Linked DNA regions of Homo sapiens: region 2 is linked to region 1. The links are chromatin loops, found by intact Hi-C in ENCODE. Cell type or tissue: HepG2. All regions are shown on one strand. Each heading gives the region's core, and the rest is flanking DNA. Links, peaks and the distances in the headings are about the cores only.

Region 1 (3,392 bases), core at 443-2,942:
TTTTTAGTAGGGATGGGGTTTCACTGTGTTAGCCAGGATGATGGCTGAGCCTTCTGATTGTAATAGGACAGTAAGGAGATAAAATAAACTACATAGTCAAACAAGGTGAACCGTCTTAGAAGCAGAACCTGAAGGAACTGGGGAGCAGGAGAGGGAGGCACAGAGGAGCTGGAAGCTGAAAGGAAACAGGCAGGGGAAAGAATGTGTCTTTGAATTGCATATCAGCAAGGCTCTCCAGTGTGAGTGAGACTTGACCAGTTTGTAACTTCCCGTGTACGGAAATCCTTCTAACATGCAAATCTGACCCTTTCATTCTCCTGCTTAAACCTCTTCAGCATAAAGCCTACATTCTCCTACATGGTTGATGGAGGGCCCCAGGCTCTCCCTCTGGCCTCCTCCCTTCCATTCCTTCCCTCCTACTAGACGTTTCCACATTTACAGTTCTAGGAATCTGACATGCTCTCTCTTACCTCTGGGTATTTGTACATGCTCTGCAAGATGAAAACAGACTCATCTATTAGTAAATGCTTGAATGAATGAGTCAAATCGGAAGGTACTGGGGACAGTCCACCACCCCTTTTGGACTTTTCAGGTCTCAAGCAGTAGCCACCTCCAGTCTGATACAAAGGATTACTCCCTCCCCAGTGCCAGCTGGAGCCCCATCATGGTGAGGCTCTACAATGAGTTCATGGAGAAGACTGTGGATGGGTCATGGACAAGACTTCCAGGTTGTTGGTGCTCTGTGCAATTCCTTAAAGAAGCAGACCTTACTAAGATTGCTAAAGCTGTCCCTGGTATGTTGAAACCCCCTACACCAGTAGGGTTTAACTGGGCTTGCAGGGGTGCTCTAAATAATACAGAACTGTTGGCAAAACTTTGTTTATGCATATGCATTTTCCTCAGTGCAATCTGTGCCCCAGCCTATCTCCTATATCTCCTCTGTGGCTTGCATTAGCCTGAAAGTCAGGACCAAGGGAGTCTGGAGATCATGATCCCTGATTCATATGATATTAGCCCAGAAAAGGAACTTGGAGCCACTTAGTTCAAGGCCCTCATCTTACACGTGAGAAAGCTGAAGCCTAGAGAGGTGACAATGAGTTTTTGTCAGATATTGGACTAGCATCAGAAACTCCTGACTTTTAGTTCAGTGTTCTCTCCACTTCTATCCGAAGCCACTCCTGGCATCTCCTTATACTTTCCCACCACAGCTGGTCTCCTGTATAGACCAGACAGATGAAGCATACATGAGGAATTGGAAAGGGGCAGCGTCTGGGACCAAGGGCCAGTGCCTTCACCCTGGTACACCCAAGGCCAGTAGCTCAGTGACAATGCCAGTGGGACTATCAGGTAATTTACAGACACCTGAAGCCAGGACCCAGAACCTGTTGGGAACAGGACACGTGTTCCCTCTAGTGGCCAGTTTGAGCTGAGCTTCTGACTGGGTGAAAGAGAACAGATGGGAAAGAATGGCAGATGATGGAGTGCCACGCGTGTTAAGAAACAAAGGGGCCAGAGGGAAAGACTTCTAATTTACATACCTAATCTGTCATTAGAAATTCTGCTTTGAGATTTTTGGTAAAAATGCAGATGTTTGGTAAGTATTTGGAATTAAAAAAACATAGACACAGGGTCTTGCTCTGTCACCCAGGCTGGAGTGCAGTGGTGCAGTCATAGTTTGCTGCAGCCTTGAACTCCTGGGCTCAAGAGACTGTCCTGCCTCCACCTTCCGAGTAGCTGGGACTACAGGCTCATTCCACCACACCTGGCTACTGTTTTTATTTTTGTAGAGACAAGGTCTTGTTATGTTGCCCAGGCTGGTCTTGAACTCTTGGGCTCAAGAGATCCTGCTGTCTCGTCCTCCCAAAATGCTGGGATTACAAGCCGGAGCCACTGAATCTACCCTAAGTATTTAATTTTATATATGGGAGGCTTCACTCTTGACCTCTAATTAAGGCCCATAAACTGGCCAGGCGCAGTGGCTCACATCTGTAATCCCAGCAATTTGGGAGGCCGAGGCAGGCAATCACCTGAGGTAAGGAGTTTGAGACCAGCCTGGCCAACATGGTGAAACTCCATCTCTACTAAAAAAACAAAAATTAGCTGGGCGTGGTGATGTGCGCCTGTAATCCCAGCTACTCAGGAGGCTGAGGCAGGAGAATCACTTGAGCCCGGGAGGCGGCGGTTGCAGTGAGCTGAGATTACACCATTGCACTCCAGCCTGGGCAATAGCACAAGACTTATCTCAAAATAACAAACAAGAAAGTTGAGGTGAATACACAGCTAGCAGGTGACAAATCCAGGATCAAATACAGAATCAATGCCTGATTCCAAAGTCCACTTTCTTTTTACAGCATTACTCTGCCTCAGTGGTCTCTCAAAGACACACAGAAAAAAGCAGGAGATAGCCTCTACCCTTTAAGGAAGGGAAACAAGGTGTATTTGTCAGGGAAATATGTGTCCTGATTTTCTTTCATCCAGATTATGAAAGATAATCTCCTTTACTTAAAGTCAACTGATTACAGAGGTTAACCACATCTACAAAATACCTTCACAGCAACACCTGGATTAGTGTTTAATTGAAAACTGGGTATTATAGCCTAGCCAAGTTGACACATAAAACTGACTGTTACACAAGATGCTGCTTATAAATGAAGTCATTCTGTCCAAGATAAAGAAAAGCTGGCCTGGCATGGTGGCTCATGCCTGGAATCCCAGCACTTTGGGAGGCCAAAGTGGGCGGATCACCTGAGGTCGGGAGTTTGAGACCAGCCTGACCAACATTTTGCTAATTTTGCTAAATGCAAAATTAGCCAGGCGTGGTGGCGCATGCCTATAATCCCAGCTACTCAGGAGGCTAAAGCAGGAGAATTGCATGAACCCAGGAGGCGGAGGTTGTGGTGAGCCGGGATCGCAGCATTGCACTCCAGCCTGGACAACGAGAGTGAAACTCTGTCTCCAAAAAAAAAAAAAAAAAAACCTTCCACATATGGATAGAGCTATAAGCAAACCACAAAACCACAAGTGGGTCCTGCTTACCCCTGTGGGAAATTCAGATCAATCAGGACCTAGAAGATTTGTGACCAGAAAATATGTGCTTATGTTTATAAACTTTTAGCCAAAATGTTGCCCGTTTCCTCATTGTGAAGAAAGCAGGAAAACAAGAAGAGTTTGATTTTTTCCATAAGATGGGGAACTGCTTTGTCAAAATATTGATGGAGTGACTTGTGGCTTCCATATGACAAAACACAAAACACCACACTGCCTGGGCACGCACCATGGCTCCTCTCCCTTCCACTGCCCCTAACAACTTGGTCCTTGGAGTAGAATGTGAAGATCCCACTCCTGCAGGAACGCAGTCCACCCCACAGAGCCATCTGCCCCTCCCTCGGATA
Region 2 (2,946 bases), core at 447-2,946, 190 kb before region 1:
TCTGGGCCTCAGTGTGGCATTCAACCTTGGCTTGGTTCTTGACTGCAGTTTGACCTCCGACCTCCTGGCCTGAGCCACTGGGCCTGGCGCTACTGCTGACTGTGACACTGATCTTGTGGGCACTGTGGTCTTTTGGAGGTCCCTGGAAATGGCCTCTGGCACTGGCCTCAGGCTGGAGGCTAGACATGGAGCTGAGTGCCTTGTGCACAGCCTCTTCAATGTCCAGCAGCCTTGCCAAGGTCTGTTCCTTCAGTTGAGCAACTTCCGTGCTGACCCGTGTCAGCTCCCCAAAGGCCTGCTCCACTGAGGCCTCGGGCTTTTGGTGGGCAGCAGGAGCCTGAGGAGCAGCCCCTCCCAGCTGGGGCACGGCCTCAAAGAGCCTCCGCAGGGCCTGCACGTCCACACTGCTTGCGGCCTCCTTCTCCAGGGCTTGCACCTGGTTCAGGAGGCCCTGGAGCTCTTTCTGGTTTCTTTGCAGACTGTCAGGGCTCTCAGGGGCCCCTTGGTGGGAACCTTCCATGGGCTGCTCTCCTGAGGGGCCGGGGCCCCACTGTGGTGAGGTGGGATCATGGTTGAGGGCATTGAGCTTGGGGGGCTCAGAGCTCTGGGCATTGCTGCCTGTAGCCTGATTCTTGGTGGGCCTGGGGGCCGTGGTGCTGAGGCCATGTTGTAAGCTGGGCTGGCTATGTCCACTGGGACATCTGGCCAGAGGTATGTGGCCCTGGTCTACAGTAGTGGGAACCTTGGCTGGCTGAGGGATGGCTGTATCTCTCTCACCTCGTTGGTGTTCTCTTTGCCCCACCTCCGAGGAAAAGCTGGGAGATAGAGGCAAGGGCTTGGGCAGCCTCTGAGGAGGGTGGCTCTGGGTTAGGTGTGCAGGTTTAGGGGGCAGCTGCGGCTTCTTCTTTGGGGGCATGGTGGGGTCCAGTTTTGGGGTCTTTGTCTGTGACCCTCCAGGGGTTCTCTGGCCAGCAGGGCTGCTGTGGGAGTGAAGAAGGGGGTCCTTCAGGGGCTCAGAGGCTTGCTGGATGGAGTCCTCAGCACGGTGGGCTCCAGCTGGAAAGTCAGGTCCTGTCACAGCAGCTGGGAGAGTAGGAGGAGGAGGAACAAAGGCATTATGGGGGTGCGGGCTGGCACCTGCAGCTTGGGGCCCAGAGGCCAGAATGTGGCGGCCTAGAGGGGCAGTCTTCAGGGTGGTCTCTGCAGCTTGGAGGCCCCCTGGGCAGACTTCTGCCATCGCCTTCCCTGGTGGCCCCCAGGCCATCTGTGTGCAGCCCCCAGGCTCCTCCCGCCCTGGCCCAGTACTCTGACCTGGGCCTCCCTGGAGTGGGCGGGGAGCCTGGACTGAGAGGGCAGTCTCCCTGTGCCTTGACTGGGGTTCCCTCTGAGAAAGCTGGACACCCCCAGGTGGGTCAAAGGTCCTCACGGGATGAGCGGTGTAGATGCCATCCTGAATTGTCACCCACCCCCCAGGCAGCCCTCTGGGTAGTGCTTGCTCTTCCCTACTGACCTTTCTGGGGGCTGCTGGGATCCGGGGATCACTTCCACCCCCAGGCCTTATGTTGCTTTGGGTAGCCCCAGCTTTCCGAAGACCGTCCTGGATGGGGTTGGAAGTGGCTGTTGGGGTGGGGCCCTGCTTGTGCTTGTTCAGAACTTGCTGGTGCAGGCTCTGGGCTTCAGCTGTTGCCATCCGCAGACTCTGCATGGCGGCCAGGAGGTCTGGGGCCCCAGGCCCCGGAGGGGTAGTCGTGGCTCCTTCTGACTTTCCCAAGACTGCCATCCCTTTCTGTCCAGAGTGACTGTCTTCCTGCTTTTCTGTGTTTTGCAATTGGGCTGGTGCTGCAGCTTCCCCAGCCAGAGGGACTGCCTTTCCAATGGCCTGAGGAGGGCAAGGGGTGGCCCCTGAGGCTCTCAGATGCCCCATCCCCATGCTGGGGTCCAGTGGGGGAACATGGATGATGCTCTCAGTTGGGTGCAGGCTCTGGGCCCCCTCGCTGGCTGGCACTGGACTCGGGTCAGCCGGGGGCTCCCACCGCAGACTGTGCAGGCCACTCAGGTCTCCTTTATCTATGCAGCTGGCCAACAGCTGCACGCTGCTCCTCTCAGAGGCCTTGCTAGTTAGCCGGGGCTGCAGAGAGTAGGCAGTCAGTGCGACCAGGCCCTGCTCTGTCTCCTGCATCACCAGCCCAGTCCTTGCCACGGAGGTCCCAAGACCGCAAGCCAGCAGCTGCTGGAGCTCAGGGTCCATGTCTTCAATATTCCCACTGCTGCCTGGAGTTGGCAGCCTCAGCGGCTTGAGTTGGAGCTGGCCAGTTGGGTCTTCCTGCACCAGCAGCCCCTGCTGGTCCACATCTGGCCGGCGCAGGACTTGGCAGATGATCCTGGGAAGTTCACCTGACACCAGCTCCTCCTTTCGTATATAAGGGTGCCCCTGCCCTGTGCCCGAGAGCACATACTTGGCAAGACAGAGCTCCCCTGGCCCTCGGGCCTCCATGAGGATGCCTCCATGGTGCAGGATGCCAGGTGTGGCATGCAGAGTCCGCAGGGTCCCCTCAGCTGCAGTCTCCTGGCTCTCTTGCATCCTGTTGCCTGAGGGGCTCATGGGCTGCTCTTCCAGGAGGTTGCCCCCTTGGATGCTCTCAGCTGCCAGGGAGCCCATGGGACAATTCTCAAAAAGCCAAGTGAACTTGTGGACAGAACCCGCGGGGATGGACCCAGCGATTACCCGGGGCTCCTGTTCTTCCTTCTTGCCTGCCTCCAGGGCCTGAAAAACCTCTTTCTGACGAGACACCTGCCCTGAAGGGATCTCCACGCGGCTGCAGTATCTCACAGGCCGTCTTCCACAGGGACGGCCTGAGGCCTGAAGAGGCTCGGTCTCAAAGACGTGTCTGTCTGTCTGTCTTTCCCCAGCCGGGACCTGGCTAACCTGCAGGTGCTGCTCCCTGG

What was found. A loop is a pair of places that touch in the nucleus more often than their neighbours do. Peaks named below come from ENCODE experiments on the same cell type or tissue, not always from the same donor. Only the 100,000 strongest peaks of a DNase experiment are listed, where the experiment ranks them.
Region 2: a loop joins it to region 1, with 24 times the contacts of the local background. A loop is called at or near these places in 36 of 110 quality-filtered maps.

The regions. Positions count from the first base shown.
Region 1 is chr3:39,376,884-39,380,275 of GRCh38, forward strand. It overlaps LOC105377037 (a long non-coding RNA gene), which reads left to right. Exons shown (of 3, transcript XR_001740661.3): 2 at 593-794. LOC105377644 (a long non-coding RNA gene) reads right to left here. Exons shown (of 3, transcript XR_007096252.1): 3 at 2,548-3,392. Among named protein-coding and RNA genes, the nearest start is that of SLC25A38, 4.8 kb to the right of the region's middle. RefSeq lists a silencer at 1,319-1,368. In HepG2, for the core only: a CTCF peak has its summit at 1,410 (motif pointing left); a DNase peak (open chromatin) is centred at 1,408.
Region 2 is chr3:39,184,579-39,187,524 of GRCh38, forward strand. It overlaps XIRP1 (xin actin binding repeat containing 1), which reads right to left. Exons shown (of 2, transcript NM_194293.4): 2 at 1-2,946. Among named protein-coding and RNA genes, the nearest start is that of XIRP1, 6.5 kb to the right of the region's middle. In HepG2, for the core only: no CTCF peak of the experiment used is centred there; no DNase peak of the experiment used is centred there; H3K27me3 peaks cover 1,069 bases.